Linked DNA regions of Homo sapiens: region 2 is linked to region 1. A link is a loop called in an ENCODE intact Hi-C map of the cell type or tissue named here. Cell type or tissue: MCF 10A. All regions are shown on one strand. Each heading gives the region's core, and the rest is flanking DNA. Links, peaks and the distances in the headings are about the cores only. Region 1 holds the start of LOC124905042 (a long non-coding RNA gene). Region 2 holds the start of LINC01694 (long intergenic non-protein coding RNA 1694).

The links. Hi-C counts contacts between places; a loop is a spot of excess contacts. Peaks named below come from ENCODE experiments on the same cell type or tissue, not always from the same donor. Only the 100,000 strongest peaks of a DNase experiment are listed, where the experiment ranks them.
Region 2: it touches region 1 in a loop (15-fold over the local background); 4 of 110 quality-filtered maps call a loop at or near these places.

Annotation. Positions count from the first base shown.
Region 1 is chr21:45,434,345-45,445,105 of GRCh38, forward strand. The region is part of intron 2 of COL18A1 (collagen type XVIII alpha 1 chain); the gene reads left to right. It overlaps LOC124905042 (a long non-coding RNA gene), which reads left to right and starts at 4,015. Exons shown (of 2, transcript XR_007067909.1): 1 at 4,015-7,041. RefSeq lists enhancers at 1-734, 4,519-5,248, 5,249-5,978, 5,979-6,708, 7,889-8,398. In MCF 10A, for the core only: a CTCF peak has its summit at 5,213 (motif pointing left); a DNase peak (open chromatin) is centred at 5,217.
Region 2 is chr21:45,592,142-45,602,902 of GRCh38, forward strand. LINC01694 (long intergenic non-protein coding RNA 1694) reads left to right here and starts at 1,513. Exons shown (of 2, transcript NR_146912.1): 1 at 1,513-1,567; 2 at 4,250-10,761. All of the region lies in intron 1 of LOC107985485 (a long non-coding RNA gene), which reads right to left. RefSeq lists an enhancer at 3,568-4,069 and silencers at 4,614-4,908, 8,680-8,880. In MCF 10A, for the core only: a CTCF peak has its summit at 4,758 (motif pointing left); a DNase peak (open chromatin) is centred at 4,750.

The sequences.
Region 1 (10,761 bases), core at 1,394-9,393:
CTGTTCTCAGTTCAGAAACCAGGTACCTTTCCCATCTGACCCCCCAGGCAGCCATTAACAGGTCCAGGTGAGAGAGTCTGTGCATGAGACCTACTTTCCTTGCTCTCTCCGGGGGGGTTTGCAGCAGTTCTGAGCATCAGGCCAGAGGCTGGGACTCCCTGCCTGAGTCGGGGTGAGGGCTTCCCGTGGCTCTGTGAGCTTCAGAGGCTTGGCATGTACAAGCAGGGCTGTTACAACAGCCTTTAAAAAATCATGGAGAAGAACCCAGTGCATCTTCTCCTCAGAGGGTGGCAGAGGCTGAATGAATTTGCATCTGGACGTTCCACTTCCACCTCCTTCCTAACCAAAGACTGTATATGCAGGTGGTTCGTGGATGTATCTGGGCTGACTGGCAGTGGGGAGATGGGGGCTCCCCCACGTCTTGGCGGGGGTCCCGGTGGGTTGCAGCCCCCAGAGCCGGGCTTCCCGGAAAGGGGCATCGCTTCTCTCTTTTGGGCTGTGCTGGGGTCTCTCTGGTGAGGGGTGACCCAGGGCCTTTGAACAGCCGGTCCTAGACCAGGCCCTGGTTCCTGTGATGCTGACAGGCTGTGGCTTGAGAGCCTGGGTCGGGAAAGCCCAGTCAGAGGGGAAGCCGGGGGCTGGTTCTGACCCTGCATGGTTTCCTGAGGGACGTGCTCAGTGGGATTTGTCCCTGGAGCACCAAGGGCTGAAGGAAAGCCACTGTCCTGCTTTCTCGCAGCCCTGGTCCCCATTCTTCTGTGGGTGCAGGTGGGGATGGTGGGGTGAACCCGCCCTCCTGGGGACAGATATAGGGATGCCGGGATGCCGCACTGCAGGTGTGAGTCCTGGGAAGTGGGTAGGGGGTCGATGGGAGGAAGAGAGGAAGGTGGGGTGGGGGCGGGAGGAGAGAAGAGGAAGAAGGGGGTGGGGGGAGGGAGGAAGGAAGAGGAGGAAGGTGGGGTGGGGGTGGGCGGAGGGAGGAGGAGGAAGTGGGGGCGTCCCCATCAGAGACCTCCTGCAGACCTCCAGCTGTTTGGTCCATGGGTGGGTTGGTTAGGTCTGGGTTCAGAAGCCCCTTCAGTGTAGGTGCTCAGCTGGGCCATGGAGTCCTGGCCTTCCCTCTGAGCACAGACCCACCAGGAATGGGCAGCCCGTTCTTAGTGACCCTGGGGGCTGGGGAGCACCCACCCTCTGAGCCCCAGCTCGGCCTCCATGTGTCAGGTGGGAGGCACGGGCAGGGCCAGGCTGTGGGAGTCCGGGAGGGAGTCAGAGGTTGGCTGGGGCAGAGGTGGGGTCAGGGAGCAGGAAGTGAGCGTTTGCCCACTGGGGTAGACGCTGGGTGGATGGGGAGCTGGGAGTCCTATAGGGTGAAGGGTCTGCCGTGGGCTGAGGCATGTTGGGGCATCCCGAGTACCTATGGGCCCCTTGGACGTCCCCCCGGCGCTCCCTGGCACAGGTCTGCTCGGAGGGTGTCGGCCTCCTCTGCATTCAGGATCGTGGGTCTGTCAATTGGGACACCTATGAACAAATGCTCTTCCCATCAGTAACTCCGTGTGCCCCTCTCTTGAGCCCCTGTGAGATGCACCCTGGGGTCCCAGCCTCACCCACTATCCTTCACAGCAGAGCTGTGGGTCCATGGCCCAGGCAGGGTGGCCAATTCCTGCCCACTGCAGTCGGCAAGGGGGACACTGGGGCCTCAGGCTCATCTTCTGGGTGCGTTTATAAAGCCAGCACAATGTGCAGCGTTTGCAGACAGTATCCTCTGTGAGCAAGAGCATGTTTAAAGGGGGCTCATTTGAAACCCTACCTACAGGGCTGCCATCCCTCTGGTGAATGCCCACGTGGGTGACAGTGATTCTAGCCCTTGATTTCCTTGAGCTGATGGTGGGCCCCTGGGCTGAGGAGACCCTCAGCCAGGAGGTCCCAGGCCCAGGGATGAGTGAGCTGTACAGCAGTGTCACAGCAAAGCAGCCACCCTCACCCGGGGCCCATCCAGCGTGTGCAGTGGGCAGAAGCCTGCGTGAGCTGGGCAGGGACGAGGGACTGTGCCGCCGCCCCATTGTGAATCTGTGTTCATTTTCCTGACTTCCTTCATTTCTTGTGATTTTAAAGCTGGGGAGTGGAGATTCTACTTCCTGCTCTATCTGGAAGGAGAGGGCTTTCGGTTCGGCAAAAAAGTCGTCTTTGTGGGCGCCTGTGCCTCAGGCCACGTGGAGGCCACATGGAACTCCCATTGGGGAGGGGACCATGGGACTGGATGGCGGGAAAGTGCCCCACCCCTGCAGCCCTGGAACTGTGGCTGGGGTGGGGCTGAGGCTGGGGGAGGGGGTCTGGTGGGGAGGGAGCTGAGGCTGCTCAGGGGACTGCTGGTGGGGGGCCCTAGAAGGAGGGAGCCGTGGCTGTGGGGTCCCTGATGGGAGGGAGATGTGGCTTGGCGGGGAAGCTGTGGAGGGAGGGAGCTGTGGCTACTGGGGAGCTGTGGCTGGGGGAGTGCCGTGCCTGGGGGTCTGTGACTGGGGAGTTGCTGGCTGGGGGGCAGCCATGGCTGGGGGAACCCTGGCTAGGGAGGGGCTGGCTAGGGGCGAGCCGGGCTGCGCGGGGCCCTGGCTGGGGAGCAGCTGGCTGTGGCAGGAGCTGTGGCTGGGGCTTCTGCTGTCTGCATCCGTTCCTGTACATAGTGAAGGTGGGTTCTATTGCCAAGGTTCTGCAGGTGAGGGTGTGTGCTGTTCACACCACAGCATCACACAGGCACTCTCCTGCACACACACTCACACACAGACACACAGGCACTCTCCACACACACTCACACTCAGACACAGGCACTCTCCTGCACACACACTCACACAGACACACAGGCACTCTCCTGCACACACACACACAGACACACAGGCACTCTCCTGTACACACACACACTCACACACTCAGACACACAGGCACTCTCCTGCACACACACACACTCACACAGGCACTCTCCTGCACACACACACACTCAGACACACAGGCACTCTCCTGCGCACACACACACACTCAGACACACAGGCACTCTCCTGCACACACACACTCACACTCAGACACACAGGCACTCTCCTGCACACACACACTCACTCACAGACAGACACACAGGCACTCTCCTGCACACACTCACACTCACACACAGGCACTCTCCTGCACACACACACTCAGACACACAGGCACTCTCCTGCACACACACACACACAGACACAGGCACTCTCCTGTACACACACACACTCACACACTCAGACACACAGGCACTCTCCTGCACACACACTCACACAGGCACTCTCCTGCACACACACACACTCAGACACACAGGCACTCTCCTGCACACACACACACACACTCAGACACACAGGCACTCTCCTGCACACACACACTCACACACTCAGACACAGGCACTCTCCTGCACACACACACACTCACTCACACACAGACACACAGGCACTCTCCTGCACACACTCACACTCAGACAAGCACTCTCCTGCACACACTCACACTCACACTCAGACACACAGGCACTCTCCTGCACACACACACTCACTCAGACACAGGCACTCTCCTGCACACACACACACACACTCAGACACACAGGCACTCTCCTGCACACACACACTCACACACTCAGACACACAGGCACTCTCCTGCACACACACACTCACTCACACACAGACACACAGGCACTCTCCTGCACACACTCACACTCACACTCAGACAAGCACTCTCCTGCACACACTCACACTCACACTCAGACACACAGGCACTCTCCTGCACACACACACTCACTCAGACACAGGCACTCTCCTGCATACACACACTCACACTCAGACACACAGGCACTCTCCTGCACACACACACTCACACACTCAGACACACAGGCACTCTCCTGCACACACACACACTCACACTCAGACACACAGGCACTCTCCTGCACACACACACACTCAGACACACAGGCACTCTCCTGCACACACACACACTCACACACTCAGACACACAGGCACTCTCCTGCACACACACACACTCACACACTCAGACCCTCACACTCCAGGGCTGGGCAGGGGACCCCGGACCTGGCCTCTGGAGCTCATCCCTGGGTGCCTGGGCACGGAGTGCCGGTCACACTGTGCACCCATCCTTGTTTTCTCGATGTTGGGTTTACTTTTCCTGCCGGCTGCACGGCCTGCCCTTCTCAGGGCTTTGGGCTACTCTGCAGGGCTGGTGTTCAGGGCAGGAAAGGGAAAGGGGCAGTGGAGAGGGAGTGTGTGCTGTAGAGGCTAAGACCCCATTTGCACTGAGCCCTTCCATGGCTGTTCAACTCTGACGGGAGTCCACTGAGGCTCAGGACGCCTCTGCAGGGTGCCAGGGCCACGCAAGCTCCACAGCACGTGGACAAAGGCGCATCTAATCCTTGCAGGCAGAGTGGCTTATTAGACACGTTAGCAGGTCTGTCTGTGCAGCCGGAAGGAAGAAAGTGAAGTTAGATGCCCACATGTGACTTGGCATCCAGAGGCACATTCCAGATGGCGACCCGGGGCTCCCTGGTGTGGTCTGGGGGCCGGTGGGGGCCGAGGGGCTGCTGTGGGTCTGTGTGGAGATGGATACCGAAAGCCACAGGACGTGCTTAGGGACTTGCATGGCAATTTGGCAGGGCCGTTCCCAGCGCAAAGAAAGGCTGTCGGAGGTGCAGGCCACGCTCATCACCCGCATCTGACCCCACCAGGCATCCCACAAATGTGACCCTTATGTGTCTGTTAAAAACTACACTTAACGTTTTTTAATTCGAGAAAACCTATCTGTTGCTGTTATGTACAGTGCTGTAATCAGCAAACGTGTTCCTTGGTCATTTCCGCAACAGAACACAGTGGGAGGGGCCTGCTCTTCCGCAGCACCCCAGGCAGGCCTGGACCGCCCGAGTGGCCGTGGTCCAGGGGCGCGGAGGGCGCAGCGCGTTCCGTTTCGGCTCCTCTGGTGCGTGCCTCGTGTGCGTGTGAGCAGAGGCCGTGTGGATGCCGGGCGCCCGCCGGTCACGGGCTGGTGGGCAGAGAGGTCATGACCTTTTACTTTCTAGGCCTTTACGTATCGCAACGTGTGCGTTACGTTCATCATAAAAACGTCCGACGAAACCAAGAGCAAAGTGAACTTATTGGTGAAAGTTGCCATTGGGACTTCGGTGCCTGCTGAGAAATGCCTGGGCCTCTGGCTCCCCCTGGCGGCCGGTCCCTGGCTTGACGGAAGCGCGTCGCGCGGGCTCCAGACGTCCTGGGCCAAGTCCTGTGCGCGGGGCCTCCGGGTCTGCGAGCTGCGGCCGTGTTCAGAGCGTGTTTTGCCCGGAGCTGCTGCCAGCCTGGGCGGCTTTGGGCGCGTGCAGCAAGCAGGGTTTGGATTTGGAAGTGCAGCTCGTCCTGGCGCCAAGCACAGAGCCTGGCCTCTAAGATGCTCGGGAAATGCCGCTCTCTGCGCCCCTGAGTGCTCAGTGCGAGCCTGTGAAGTCCATTACAGTCTCCGGCTGTGAATGTAGCAAGGAGTGGGAACTAGGCCTGGGAGATGGGAGTGTTTGTCTGATGACTTCCTGAGCGAAAGCAAACTGGGAAATCTCGGGCTGCGCGCTGGTGCCCCGACTCCGCACCTCCCACCCCTTCTGTGGGGCCAGCACCCAGAAAGCGCCAGCGGAGGCTGGCAGGCCGTGGGCCGCATGGGCGGAGGGGCCGGTCCTCCGATGATGGGGCAAACGTCTCCGGCCTAGCCCCCGACGCTCGGGGATGTAAGGGCAAGGGCTGCGGGGTCGGAACGTCGGCTGTGGCTGTGGCTGTGTGACTGCTCCGCACCAGCTCAGCTTCCTCACCTGTGCACACAGGCTCCCGCTGGAATTTGCTGCGTTCTCCAAGCTCTGCAAGATTCAGAAGCAGAGGCCTCCCTGGGCTCTCACAGCCCCTTAGCTTCTTGCCCACCCACGGAGAGGGTCCAGAGCTGCCCCTTGCTGTCTGTGAGGAAAGCGGGTGCTTCAGGCCTGCCAGGGGTCCACTGGGAGTTGCTGGGTGGGCTCCTCAGGCCCTGCCCAGGGCTGACCCCTGGCTCCAGGTCCTGGGCCTCCGTGCCATGTTCCCCGCAAGCAGTCGGGGCCTGCTGGGGTTTGAGCCACGTTCCCCGGAAGCAGTCGGGGCCTGCTGGGGTTTGAGCCACGTTCCCCGGAAGCAGTCGGGGCCTGCTGGGGTTTGAGCCACGTTCCCCGGAAGCAGTCGGGGCCTGCTGGGGTTTGAGCCACGTTCCCCGGAAGCAGCTGGGGCCTGCTGGGGTTTGAGCCACGTTCCCCGGAAGCAGTCGGGGCCTGCTGGGGTTTGAACCACGTTCCCCGGAAGCAGTCAGGGCCTGCGGGGGTTTATGTCACACCCTGGCTGCACGTGGGGATCGTGTCTAAGCTTTTTGGAAATGTCGATGCCGGACTCCGCCCCAGACCTGGAGCTAGGAACTGGCCCCTGGCCATGGGCCCAGGCAGGGTGAGGTTTCCCAGCACCCTGGGTGATCTGAACTTGGGAGCAGGGCTGGAACCTGGGGGCAAGATCAGCACTTCTAGGACGTTATCGTGCGTGGGAACCACGGGACGCTCACTCATAGGAGGCTCAGCAGTTCTCTCGCTGTGCCGAGGCTGATGGAGACCTCACTGCTTGCCCCCGGGATGCAAACCCCGGGGACACCCGCCTTTCCGCTCCAAGCTCTGCCCACCGCCTCACATGGCCCTGGGAATTACAACAGACTTTCCCATCTCCCCACTATGGGCGGAATCTGCTGCAGCTGCCCAGACCTGGGGTCTTGCAGGTTCTGGACACCACAGCTCCCCTACACACAGAGGCTGCTCCTGCGTGGCCCTGGTCCCTCACCTCTACTTCTGGCACACGCTCCTCCACCTGCTGCCCTTCAGGGTTCATCGAGGTCTTATTTTGGTTCTGTACTGGGAGAGGGGGAAGCAATGGGGCAAGACGCTGCCCCTACTGTCCCCAGAAGATGAGGGACAGCACAGATGCCCAGGTAGAGTTTTCCTGTGTTAAATCATAAAACCCCCACATGCCCATCCCAGGTGCCCCACCTGCCCCAGCAGCTGCCTCCAGGCCTCGGGACGCTTGAACCCACCTCGAGGGCTGCCAGCTCCTGGCCTGGAGGTGCCCCCACCGGGTCCTCCAGTCCTGCTGCCCGGTGGCTCTGGCCATGGTTCCCGTCCCGGGCTGTTCATGTTCCCCCTGCTCCTCTCCGTGATCTGCCATCTCTGCTTCACCAGCCGGCGCCTTCTACAGAACACGGCCGTGAGCTTCCCATGTTCTGCCGCTGGCTCTTCACGCCAACAGGTCTCCTCTGAGCAGGGCCAGCTTATGGCATGGCGCCGGGTCAGCTCTCACCTGTCCCCCTCAGACGCCCACCTCTGATATGCAACTATTTCCAGCAGAAAATGTCCCATGTCCTTAAAGGATGGAGCACGCTGCTGGGAACACGGCTCTCTCCATAAAGGAGGGACTCCCCATGCCACTCCCAAGGCCACGGGAGGCCGCCCTCAGCACAGGGTCCATGGGGTCTCGGGGTCTCCCTGCCAAAGCACAGGCCTGGTGACCCCCTGGGACCCTCACTCCAGGGAGAGGACTGTGCATCTTGTGTGCTTCTCACAGTCACTGTGTGGGGTTCAGCCCAGGGGAGGTCACCTCGCCCTCATCCACGCAGTCCTGCGGGGAGGCCCATTTGCCCTGACTGCACAGTCCTGCAGCTCGGCTGTGCCCTTGAGTGGGTGGCGCTGCCCTGTTGCCCACCGTAGCTGCTGTGGGGCCACAGCCTTGAGCCTGGACACTGGCCATGACTGGATACCACCGGTGCACAGGGTGCACGTGAGGAAACCCTGCCCGTTCTGTGCCCGTGCCTTGCTTTTTCTCCTTTAAATCCCACCTGTGAGTTTTATTTTTGTAACTGCAGAGCATGATGAAAACCGTGAAGCCACAGAGGCACACGTCGTGTCTGTGGGGAGGGCCCCTCACTCTCTGGCTGCACATCACCCATGTGTCTCACTCACCATGGGTGTCCCTGCCCCTGAGCCCACCCTCACCTCTGTCAGCTGGGCAGGCGCTGCCCTGTCAGCCTCTGCCTCCACTTCCTCCACTCCTGGACATCGTAGTCTCTGTCGCCGGGTAGTAGCAGGGCCGGACCCCTTCGGATGAGCACGCCCAGGCCCAAGAGTGGCAGTCCTGGTGTGGGCGGTGGTGCTGGTGTGGGCGGCGGTCCTGGTGTGGGCAGCGGGGCTGGTGTGGGCAGCGGTGCTGGTGTGGGCGGCGGTCCTGGTGTGGGCGGTGGTGGTGCTGGTGTGGGCGGAGGTCCTGGTGTGGGCGGCGGTCCTGGTGTGGGCAGCGGGGCTGGTGTGGGCAGCGGTGCTGGTGTGGGCGGCGGTCCTGGTGTGGGCGGTGGTGGTGCTGGTGTGGGCGGAGGTCCTGGTGTGGGCGGCGGTCCTGGTGTGGGCGGAGGTCCTGGTGTGGGCGGTGGTGGTGCTGGTGTGGGCAGCGGTGCTGATGTGGGTGGTGGTGCTGGTGTGGGCGGTGGTGGTGCTGGTGTGGGCAGCGGTGCTGATGTGGGTGGTGGTGCTGGTGTGGGTGGCGGTGCTGGTGTGGGCGGCGGTGCTGATGTGGGTGGTGGTGGTGCTGATGTGGGCGGCGGTGCTGGTGTGGGCGGTGGTGGTGCTGGTGTGGGTGGTGGTGGTGCTGATGTGGGCGGCGGTGCTGGTGTGGGCGGCGGTGCTGGTGTGGGCGGCGGTGCTGGTGTGGGCGGCGGTGCTGGTGTGGGTGGATTCCTGGAGGACAGCTGGGTCTTGCATCCAGCACAGGTCCTGGTGCCTGGGAGGTGCTTACCCCATGGCCCCAACCGGCACAAGTGTGGCTGTCACAGCTGGGGTCTGGGTAGGTCTGGCAGCCCCATGGGAACCTGGCTGTGTGAGCCTGCCCTGGGGCCTTCCATGAGAAAACCCAGTTAAGGAGCAACCTGGTAAACCCTTGAAAACCAAGTGGGCCTTCACCAGCTTGAAAGGCCGCCCGTGCCTTTCCTCCTTGGCCCTCACAGCCCAGCTCGGCATCGCAGCAGAGTCCCGGTGGTGGAGATGCTTTGCCACTGGCCACCCAGAGCTAGGAGCCTCGGCCAAGGGCTCCCTCCTTGCACTGTGGTCTCTCGGGACCTAGGAGGTCCCGGGGTGTGGACTGTGCTGAACTGTTCTCCGACAGGCGGCCCTTTTTCTCCCACGTGGGCGAAAAGTGAAGCCTCTGGGTGGTCCTGTACCTGTCTGTCACATCCCGGGCTGCAGCCGGGTCCCCAGGGAGGCCTCCGTGAAAACACAAATCAAGTGCCAATTTCCTGGTGAAGAGTCTTTATGAGAGCAATGCGGCCCCGTGCCCCTTTACGCGGCTCTGCTGGTGGAGAGGAATAGCTGAGCTGCAGCACTAAGGAGAGATGCCTGCTGCATGATCCCCTAGATGCGTCCGAGGGACACTGGACATCTGGTGGCCCTCCAGACTCCTAGGAAGGGGACCGTCCTCCCAGTGGCAGCCAGGACTGCCTGTCCTCTTTTGGGTGGCCAGGATGTCACAGGGCGAGTAGGTGTCTGGCCCTACCACTGGGGGGCCATGTTGCCACGCAAGAATTCAGTGTCCCTCTGTGGGGAACGTGCTTCCCGGCTGCCACGCTGTCGCTCTCTCTTGTCTTCTGTTCGGCCCCTTCCCCGTTGCACATCCTGGCCTGGCGTGGTCGTCCCGTGGCGTCCTCTACCCTTTCCCATGTGACACATTCGCTCCATGGTACCTCCTGCCTCCCGAAATCACCTCTAAGTTCACTTTGTGCCAGGTTTTGTTCTCCAGCGCATCTTCAGTGCTGCGAGCAGGCTGGGCTTGCAGCAGGAGCACGGGTGTGCGTGTGGAGTGAATGAAGGGCCGTGTGCCCGAGTAGGTGGCGTGCAGGGGTGTAGTGAGGTGCGTGCAGGGGTGTAGTGAGGTGTGGGATGTGCAGAGTGAATGAAGGACGTTGTGCTCGTGTGGGTGATGTGCGGGGTTGTGGTGAGGCGTAGGGCTGGGGTCAGCTGGTCGTCCGGACTTTTGGTTTTCTGGCTGTAAAATGCACATGCCAGGATAGTTGTGAGGTGCACGCTCACTCGTGCATGGAGGGTGGTTCCACAGTGCTGTGGACAGAGGAGCCCTCGATAAATGCCAGCTGCGAGCACCGGGGGCCAGCACGAGAGCAGCTCTGAGAGCCTGGGTCGTGCAGGGCGAGAGAGGCTCCGGGGAGTGGAGGCTGTGAGCCAGGGAGGAAACACTACTCCACGTGTTAGGAGGAAGCCACGTGCTCCTCGAACATGCTGGTACTAGGTTTGAAAACCAACATTAGCAGCAAAGATGACTCCGTGTCCATACCCTAGTTTTTAAAAGTTGATATAGCCCCTCTAAAAATGAGTTTGAAAGCACAGGAATTTATAAGAGAAAAACTTTCATCAAATACATGAAAAAAATCAATCTCACTCAAAATGGAATTAATAAGAAATCAAGCAGCATTAAGGATTGCGTGGTTTGGAAAATGTGATGTGGGTCTCCCTTGATTGTTTTGAATGGCTTTATTGAGATGTAATTCACATTCCGTGCAATTCACTCGAAGTGTACAATCCAGTGGTTTTCAGTATATTCAAAAATCTATGCCACCATCATCCCCATCGACCGTGGAACATTTCATCACTCCAGAGAG
Region 2 (10,761 bases), core at 1,446-9,445, 160 kb after region 1:
ACATCAGCAGCTGGGAGAGGGTAAAAAGGAGAACAGAGAAGCTGTCATTAAGCCCCTGGCCCACCTAAGTTCAGCCCCGAGCCCGCCCTAACTCCACCATGAGGGACGGAGTTTGAAGTGAAACCTGTGGCCAGCATGTCCTGTGGAAGGGGAAACCAGGGCACAGGTAGAAATCCCTAGAGCAGCATGTGCCCAGTGACCTAAAACTGTAATAACATTTACATGTGGCCCCCCCACACTGGGCTTTTCTTAATGAATTATGGGTAAAAATATGCACAGTTTAATTTTAGCTGTGTCACCATAAGCTGCCAAATGACATCAGCCTGTCACTCAGCCCAAACCTCAGCTACTTCTCACACCCCACAGAAGCACCTTGAGCTCTGTAACCAGGTGCTGATGTCACTTCTCAGAAATCAGCCTGCACACCCTCTGAGACAGTATTACTGGAAATTTCAATCAACCTTGTTTTAAGCTTACATTTTGGTGTTTGCAGTTCTTTGCTCACTGTCACAAGAACCCAGATTGCTGGTTCAGAGCTCTGGCTCTGTGGATCTTGTCGGTTAAAAAATCCATCCGAACACAGAATTCTCGGTAACACACACACAATACACCAGGTGGACATACAACACACACATGCACAAGGATGTTCACGATGACAGTGCTTGAAATAGAGGAAAACAATGCGTCCACATTTCCGTCAGTCAACCGTGGCCCGCCTATGGCCACCCGTCCATAGGGTCTGGATGAGGTCAAACGGGGGCCCCGTCAACAGCACAAGAAAATCATCAGCCAATTTTGCTTGGGAACAAGGGTGCAAAAATCTAAACTTACAGAAATCACTACACAAATCTGACAGTGATTTAAAGATAACACCCGGTGATCAGATAGGAGTGCAGGAGTGCAGAGCGGGCTGACAGGGAAACCTGCGCCTGTTGAGGCAGGAAAATTGGGTCTGGAGGCAGGGAGCATAAGGCAGTTCACACTTCAGCTACCACAGGAAATATCCTCTCCATAGGGCATGGGCCAAGTAAATGACTTTGTAACTTCACTTCATCCTCTCCAGTTACATAGGGTGTACCCCCAAGAAGCCCCATGGCGCCATCACTCCACGGCCCCATCACCCCACGGCCCCGTCGCCCCACGGCCTCGTCGCCCCACAGCCCCGTCGCCCCACGGTCCCATCACCCCATGGCCCCGTCATTTCAGCACTGGCGGCTGCTCTGCCCTGGGATGCGCCTGTCACGTGCAGTGATTTAAACATCAGTGAGGTGATTGATTCAAATACTGCGTACTCTTGCTAGTATTTTCCTTGCATGCTGATATGGTTTGGCTGTGTCCCCACCTAAATCCCAACTTGAATTGTATCTCCCAGAATTCCCACGTGTTGTGGGAGGGACCCAGGGGGAGGTAATTGAATCACGGGGACCGGTCTTTCCTGTGCTATTCTCGCCAGAGTGAATAAATCTCACGAGATCTGATGGGCCTATCAGGGGTTTCTGCTTTTGCTTCTTCCTCATTTTCTCTTGCTGCCGCCATGATTCTGAGGCCTCCCCAGCCATGTGGAACTGTAAGTCCAATTAAACCTTTTTTTCTTCCCAATCTCGGGTATGTCTTTGTCAGCGGCATGAAAAGGGACTAATACACATGCTTTATTGGTGACCAGGAGATGTTTTAAATTTTTCTATATGATTGTGGATTTCTCTTCTTCTTTCTTGGACTCTGCAACTTTGTTTTCTGTAGTTTGAGGCTGGCATCTTCCCGTGGGCTGGGCCCCATGCCACCAGCTGACCCTGGTCTGCTGAGCTCCTTGCCCGTGGTTCCTCTGCTTGGTGTTAATGCAGCCACCCCAGCTTTCCAGACCTCCCTTTCCATTTATCTTTCTGTGGCCTTACATTGAGGGTGTGTCTCCTGCAGGATCCAGTGTATCTTTATCTTTGAATTGAACTTTCTGGTTCTTTTGTTTTGATTCCATTATCTGCGTTTGAATTCTGGCATTATGAATTGTTTTCTGTTTTTCCTACTTGTTCCCTGTTCCTTCTTCTCCTCGTGGCTTCGATTATTTTTTATTCCATGTTTATCCTCTCTTAGCCTGCCAGTTATGAATTACTGTTCATTCAGTAGTTATCCATGTTAAAGTCCAGTGTAAATTCTTCCTGCTATCTCTTACCAGACCACCAAAGATTTACATCACCCCTTTATTCCATCCCACCCTTTGTTCTGTTGTTCTTATGTATTTTAACTCTACTTGCATGTCAAACTCTGGAAATCACTATTGTTATTATTTTCTTTTTCATTTTTTCGGGTCTTGCTCTGTCACCCAGGCTGGAGTGCAGTGGCACCGTCACAGGTCACTGCAGTCTCCAACTCCCAGGCTCTACCAATCCTCCCACCTCAGCCTCCCCAGTAGCCAGTACTACAGGCATACACAACCATGCAGTCTAATTTTTTAAAATTTTTGGTAGAGACAGCGTCTTGCTGTGTTGCCCAGGCTGGTCTCAAACTCCTGGGCTCAAGTGATCCTCCTGCCTCTGCCTCCTAAAGTGCTGAAATTGCAGGTGTGAGCCCCCGTGCCGGACACATTATCATTATTTTCTACCATGTATGCGTCTCTTTATTCACTTCCCTTTCCCGGGTCTGCGTTCCTTCCTTTATCCCCAAGCTCCCACCCCACCCTGGGGGGTCATTTCCTTTCCACCCTAAGAGCCCCTCATCATGGGTGCCGGTCTCTGGGTGGTCACTCCCCGGCCCGTCCGGGGTCACCTCCCTCCCACTCCCCTGCCTGCCTGGGGCCACCTCCCTCCACTCCACTGCTCATCCAGGGTCACCTTCCTCCACTCCCTTGCCTGCCTGGGGTCACCTCCCTCCCACTCCCCTGCCTGCCTGGGGTCACCTCCCTCCCACTCCCCTGCCTGCCTGGGGCCACCTCCCTCCACTCCTCTGCAGCTTCTCTGCATTGCTTCTTCTCCTTCACCTTTTTTGGTTGATTTTCATCTTGTACCCTTGGCATTTTTGGTTGAGTGACAGATGTTCATAGGACAGGTCTCAGGCCACCAGTGGTGCCGTCTCCAGGGAGCCGAGTGGCGCTCGCTCCTGTGGTCACCCAGGGAGGGAGGCCCTTGTGACCCAACTGCAGACTCTGGGAGGGTGGGGTCAGGCTGATTCCCCTTCAGGGTTCCCACCAACAGCTGAGGGGCTTCTCGGGGCCCCTTTGTTTCCTTTGGCCCCATGAGTGCTGAGAGCTGAGTCCGGCTCCCATGGCTCAGCTCAGCTTTTGCTTCCCCAGTTATTGGTCAGCCCGGATCCACGCCGCCCCAAGCATCAGCCCATCATCCTTACTTTCCCCGTCTTTCAGACCTTGGCCCCCAAAATTGTCACTGCTTTAGGAGTTCTTCATTGATTTCGAACAGACATTTTAAGATAGTTTTTTCTAGCTTGTGTTGTGTTTTTAATGGGAGAGTTGGTCAGCGTCTGCTGGAACAGAGCTACGCCTATGGAACCGTAGACTTGTTCGTGCTTTATTGTAAGTTTCAGTCGCTCCTGTGTGCATGTGTGCATGTGCCTGGTGTGTGTGTCTTTGCATGTGTGTGCTCACATCTACATGTGCGTCTGCACATGTGCATCTGTGCATGTGTCCGTCTGTCTGCATGTATCTGTGCATGTGTGTGCACATGTGCATGTGTGTGATCTGAGGCATCTTCCCATGACTGCTGCTTTCTGCTCCAGTTGCTCCTGGCTGAGCATCAGTGCAGCATCAGTGCACCCCCTCAGCACCTGGACACCACTCCAGAGACTTCTGAGCAGAGGCTGACAGCGCAGGGGGGCTTACTAGCTGCCTTTCATGCTGGCCGTGGTGGGTGAGCTGTCCAGCTCTCCTCTCCCAGATCTTCCAGGGGCCAGCAGGCTTCCACTAACCACAGGGCCTGGGGGCACTTCAGTCTACCAGGGCAGATGCTTGCCAGGCCCATGGGGACCAGCAGGCTCCCGCAGGCCCTCCCAAAGCCACATGCAGCAGTGCGGCTGGCAAGCCCCACTTGGGGGAGACCCTGCTGTTGCCGGCCAGGCCTGTGGGACAAGTACAGTCTGACATCTTTGCCGATGGCCTGGAGATGAGCACCCCCTGCTCTCTCCTCGATGTTGCAGCAGAACCCACGCGTAGAGAGGGTTGGGGCGAGCAGTCCAGGCAGACCCCCGGGATTTTCCTGCCGTATTGCACAAGCATTCATGCGTTCATTTAATCTTGCTTTTTTAGGCAATACTTTAAAGACACAAAGTCTCAACAACCATCTTCCGCTTGACGAGACAGATCATTCTAATTTGAGCAGAAGCTACTATGTCCTGCCCTTTGAACGCGGCGGCCCGGACAGCTGACAAGGACACACTGTGTATTTCCATTCCAATTCTGGGAGTGCTCTGAGGCCTCTGGGGGAGAAGGACCCATGAAATATTCAAAACATAAGTGAATAAAATATCTAGGTGCTAGATATGGGCCAGGAAGAGCCCTCGGCCCTGCAAAGTGTGTGTGATGGTGAGAAGCTACCGGAAGAGATGGTCCCTGTGCTTGGTTCATTCCTTGGACATTTATCAAGCTGACGAATGTAGCAGAGGTGCTTCAGTCGGCTGTAATTCCACGGGTGGAGTGCTGGCTGGAGAGTTACCTGGGGCTGTCACACTGCATGGGCTCCGGGACACTGTGGCTGCCCTTATGTGGTGTCCCCGGAGGGCCCTGCAGGTGTCACACCGCTGCTCCACACTGCCACCTGCTGTCAGCATCTGTGCAACGTATCCAGGTCTCTGGGGGCTAGAATGAAAAACATGCATCTCGTAACCAATGAAATCGGGCTTGTCCTGAAGACCTCGTGCATTCATCCATTCTCACACTGCTATAAAGACATACCTAAGACTGGGCACTTCATGAAGAAAAGAGGTTTAATTGGCTCACGGTTCTGCAGGCTTTACAGGAAGCATAGCAGCTTCCACTTCTAGGGAGGCCTCAGGAAACTTATAGTCATGGTGGAAGGTGAAGGCGGGACAAGGCGTCTCACATGGGAGCAGTAGAGAGAGAAAAAGAGGGGGTGCCGCACACTTTGAAACAACCAGATCTAACGATAACTCACTATCATGAGAACAGCACCAAGAAGCTGGCGCTAACCCACTTGTGAAGGACCACCACCATGATCCAATCCCTTCCCACCAGGTCCCACTTCCAACGTTGGGGATTACACTTCACGGTGAGATTTGTGCAGAGAGGACACAGGTCCAAACCATATCACCTGCTGTCTTTTTATTTATTTATTTATTTATTTATTTATTGAGACAGAGTTGCTTCGTCACCCAGGCTGGAGTGCAGTGGCGTGATCTCGGCTCACTGCAAGCTCCGCCTCCCGGGTTCGCACCATTCTCCTGCCTCAGCCTCCCGAGTAGCTGGGACAACAGGCGCCTGCCACCACACCCAGCTAATTTTTTGTATTTTTAGTAGAGACGGGGTTTCACCATGTTAGCCAGGATGGTCTCCATCTCCTGACCTCGTGATCCGCCCGCCTCGGCCTTCCAAAGTGCTGGGATTACAGACATGAGCCACTGCGCCTGGCCTATTGATTTATTTTTGAGATGGGGTTTCGCTCTTGTGGCCCAGGCTGGAGTGCAATGGCACGATCTCGGCTCACTGCAACCTCCGCCTCCCAAGTTCAAGTGATTCTCCTGTCTCAGTCTCCCAAGTAGCTGGGATTACAGGCATGCGCCACCATGCCCAGCTAATTTTGTATTTTTAGTAGAGACAGGGTTTCTCCATGTTGTTCAGGCTGGTCTCGAGCTCCCGACCTTAGGTGATCCACCCGCCTCAGCCTCCCAAAGTGCTGGGATTACAGGTGTGAGCCACTGCGCCTTGCCCACCTGCTGTCTTTTTGCATCTTCCAAGTAGACATCAAAGATTGGTTTGCTATCAGTGTCACTTCTATAATCCGTGGTTCTATATGAAGAAAACAAAATCCCAATTGGGGAAAATGAACCCATGGCATTTTGTTTCTTACTCTGGAGCCGTTTCTGGCAGTTTGCCAGCAAGCACACAGACCCACAGGACAAGCTTGGTTCATGGCCTGGAGTGCTGGTCTTGCTCATGGACACGCAATCAGAAGCAGTATTTTGATACCCCTGTGCTCATGGCAAGGAGCTGCGTGGGCTTTCAGGGTGGAACCAGGGCTTCAGGGAACCCCTTCATCCCGACAGGCATCACCCAGAGCACACCCAGAGCAGCCTGCAGCGGCGTGGAAGGGGCTTGCACTGGCCCCAAGGTGCAGGGGAGCCCTGCCTGCCTGTCTCCTGCTAGGCTTGCCTGGGCTCCCGCCTACAGACCATGAGAATTCTTCTAGCATGGGAAGAGAGTCTGACCAAAGTGACAACAGCCATCCCCTGACTGCCCAGCACTGTTCACTTCTTCCCAGATACTCCTACCAGACCAGGTCAGCCCTTCTTTTACTGGGGGGCCAGAAAGGTCCCCCCAATCCAGTCCAGGACTCCAGATGATGCCCATTTCTCTGCCAGTCCCAGCAATCTCCCTTCTCAGCATCTGGCATCCTGGGATGTACCCTAAAGTTCACTGGCTCAGAGCACCCTAACTATGGCTGCGGCGAGGGGGGAGGGCGGGATCAGGTCGGCGTGCTGCACATGGGTCCTGGGGCGGGAACAGTATTCTGGCTATGCTCCTGCAGCTGGGCCCTCACAAGGGGCAGCGTCTGCACCCTCTCAAGGCTTTGCAGATAAGGGTTTATTGAAGAGGGAGGTGACCCACACCATCCCCACTGAGGGATCTGGTTAGGGGGCTCCCCCCAGAATGTAGGCAAGAGGGCAGCATCTTGATAGTGAGGGTTGGTCACCCGGGAACCACAGTAACGTCTGCAGGGACCTTCCCCCAGTGGCACGCACTTCCCAGAATGCTCACGGTCACCCTCAGCTTTCAACTGTGGGGACCTAACGCGTCTCCTGGTAGAGTCCTCACTCCCTTGGCTAAAACTTCTGAAAGCAGCGAGGCCGGGCTCCCTGGCTAGGATGGCTCTGGCCCTGAGCAGGTCATTTGCGTCAAGTTTCACCACCCAGCACCCTGTGCTTTCCCCAGCTGGCTGCACGCTGGGCCTCCGGGAAGCCGGCAAGCCCACCTGATTCTGGATCCTCCCTCCGAGCCTGGGTGACGCTGTCATGAAAGAAGCTGCCAGAAGCCCACAGCAGGGCAGTTAGGCAGGGAATGCGAGTCCGTGTCCAGAGCAAGGGTGACTCCAGTCCCTCCAGGACGGAGAAGCCAGTGCGACCCACTGTCCCAGGCCCCCATGGCCCTGGCTGCTCCTGGCGGACAGAGGGGCATGTTGCCCACGCTATGCCTTGTTCCCTCTGGGCTGCCATGGCCCCTGGAACAATTCCTGGGACAGCCTGGGGAGGAGGCTGACAATCATGCAAGGTGGATGCAGCTTGGCCCCTCCCAGTCACCTATGTGTTCCTTCCTCAGACTCCCGTGGGGCTGGAGTCATGATTTTGCTCCCCATCCCATCTGTAGGCCGCCCCTGCCTGGATGAGACCACGCTGACACTCACACGCCTCCCTCCAGGAGGACCTTGCCTCCACTTTCTCCAGGGCCACCTGTGATGCACCAGGATCCATCCTGTAATCCCAGCTACTTGGGAGGCTGAGGCAGGAGAATCACTTGAACCTGGGAGGCGAGAGGCAGAGGTTGCAGTAATAAGCCAAGATTGGACCACAGCACTCCAGCCTTAGCAATAGAGAGAGACTTCGTTTCAAAAAAAAAAACCTATGCAAATCCCAATTACACACGCTGAGTGGCATGTTCAGCTGAGCCACCTGCCCAAGGCGGGACCCTCTCTTCCTCCGTCTGCAGGTCACATGGAGATGGCAGAGCACCTGCACGTGCACCTGGAGACCCTCTCAAGCCTCGTCTCCTGGCACTGCCTCCTCCTGACATTGGAGGCTGCTGGGAGTACCAGCCTGTAACCCTCGTTGTGATGGCACCTGCCTGGTGCTATAATTCAGACATTTGTCTCCCCAACCTCATGTTGAAATTTGAACCCCAATGTTGGAGGTGGGACCTGACAGAAGGTGCCTAGGACATGAGAGCTTGGTGCTGTCCTCGCGGTCATGAATGCATTCATGCTTTATTCCTTCTCACAAGAACTGATTGTTAAAAACGCTTGGCACCTCCTCTGCCCACTCTCTCTTGCTCCCTCTCTCACCATATGGTCTGCATGCACCTGCTCCCATCGCCTTCTGCCATGAGTGGACACTTCCTGAGGCCTCACCAGAAGCAGATGCTGGCACCATGCTTCTTGTACAGCCTGCAGAACTGTGTGCCAAATAAACCTCTTTTCTTTATAAATCACCCAACCTCCCAACACAAATCGTCCAAGACACCTGGTGTCCCCCAAACAGCTCCTTGGTCAACCTCAGATTCAGGACCAATCTGAGAGCTGTTTCCGTGAAGGGAGGAGAGGAGAGTTGTTAGCTGAAGAGGACATGGGTTTGCTCAAGATCCCTGCATTCTCCACTATGGCTCTCTGATTCTCCTCTCTGAGCTTGTGGCAGACACGGCAGATACCTCAAGCATGGCTGGGCAGCAGATGCTGGCTGAGAGGAAGTGGCTGAGCCCAACTTGTCCCTCCTCAGACCCCAGAATTGCCAAGACCAGAGTCCTCCATAAAGACCTCACAAACAGGCAATCACTGCATGCTTTTCCACAATTAAATATGTGCACATCTTAAGGAAAGGACCTAACATCCTTCAGCAGTATCTCTTTCCAGGGCAGGGAGTGACTGCGTCAGCAGCCTCAAGTACCTGGAAACTGTCCACATCAGGCAAAGTGGTGGGAGAGACACAGATGTTTCCACCAGCATTTAAAAGAAAGGAAAGAAAATTATTGACAAGAAGCCTCCATGGTGGATCAGGCTTCAACGTTTTGATGGACCTGGCCTCTCTTGGAAGCAAATCCCTGGATGGAGCCCATGTCTCTTTGGGCCCCCAAAGGCAGCCTGACCTTGACACGGAGTGCAAAGCAGACTCAGCTGCTTGTGTTTAATGGGGATTCGCATAGTTGGTTTTTGGTTTTGTTTTTGTTTTGTTTTGTTTTTTGTTTTTTTTTGAGATGGAGTCTTGCTGTGTTGCCTAGGCTGGAATGCAGTAGCGTGATCTCTGCTCACTGCCTGCAACCTCTGCCTCCCCAGTTCAAGTGATTCTCTTGCTTCAGCCTCCCGAGTAGCTGGGATCACAGGCACGTGCCACCATGCCCTGCTAATTTTTGTATTTTTAGTGGAGATGGGGTTTCACCATGTTGGCCAGGCAGGTCTCGAACTCCTGACCTCAAGTGATCCTCCCACCGCAGCCTCGAACAATGCTGGGAAAACAGGCGTGAGCCACTGTACCCAGCTGGGATTTGTGTAGTTTTGTCCGTGCTGTTATATGGTGCACTGGGCAGAGCCAGCCAGTCCCGCCTCGAGCCCCGTTACTTTGGTCTCTGATGCAGATGTTGTGTGGCAGTGGAACGGCCTCATCAGCCCCACCTGGGACCTGGCAGGGGATGGGTCTGAGCAGCCCTAGAGGAGGGTCCCCAGGGCCCACAGCAAGGGTGACATGACCCACACCATCCCCACTGATGGGACCCACACAGTGAACCTCCTCCCACACCCCCTCCCCAGCCGGCCACTTGGACCAGAGAGACGTTATCAAAGTGCCCTCTCAGAAACGTCGCCTTCATCCACCATCCTCTTTTAACCCACTGGGCTTGGTCAGGAAGCCGTTGGTCAGCAGGGGGCAGGTGGGGTTGGGGGGCACCCTTATGTCCTGTGAGACCCTAGCAGGCACTCCAGCTTGGGATTTCCAGAGGCTCTGAGGTGGCTAAGAACAGGATGACAAATCGACTCCAAGGTTCAACTCTTCCCCTCATGGACACTCCTCCCTATGCTGTTCTCATCTCAAATTTTACCTGTTTTTCTCAAAGTAGCTCACCAGAGGTTGGAAATGAGATCAAAGGTCAGCGTGGATCTCAACATTATTATTCATCAGGGAAATGCAAATCACACCAGAGATGAGACGCCATGACACTCACACTAGCAGGGCTAAAATTTAAAAGTCTAGCTGGGGCTGGGCATGGTGGCTCATGCCTGTGATCCCAGCACTTTAGGAGGCCAAGGCAGGAGGATTGCTTGAAGCCCAGGAGCTCAAGACCAGCCCCGGCACCAAAGCAAAACTGTACCTCTACAAGAATTTTTTTTTTAATTGGCTAGATGTGGTACACATGCCTGTGGTCACAGCTACTTGGGAGGCTGAGGAGGGAGGATCACTTGAGTCCACGAGTTCGAGGCTTGGTGAACTGTGATCATGCCACTGCACTCCAGTCTGGGCAACAGAGTGGGACCTCATCTCTTAAAAATAAAGAAAAGGAAAGGAGTGGAAAGGAGAGGAGAGGAAGAAACTTGATATTTCAATTATTTTAAATTTGTTGAGACTTGTTTTGTGGCCTAACATATGGTCTATCCTGGAGAATGTTCCATGTGCTGAGGAAAAGAATGTATATTCTGTACAGCTGTTGGATGGAATGGTCTGTAAATGTCTGTTAGGTCCATTTGGTCTAAACCATAGTTTAAATCCAATGCTTATTTGTTAATTTTCTATCTGATGATATGTTGAAGGCTGACAGTGTGATGTTGAAGACCCCAACTGTTACTATATTAGAGTCTCTCTCTTTAGATCTAATAATATTCACTTTATATA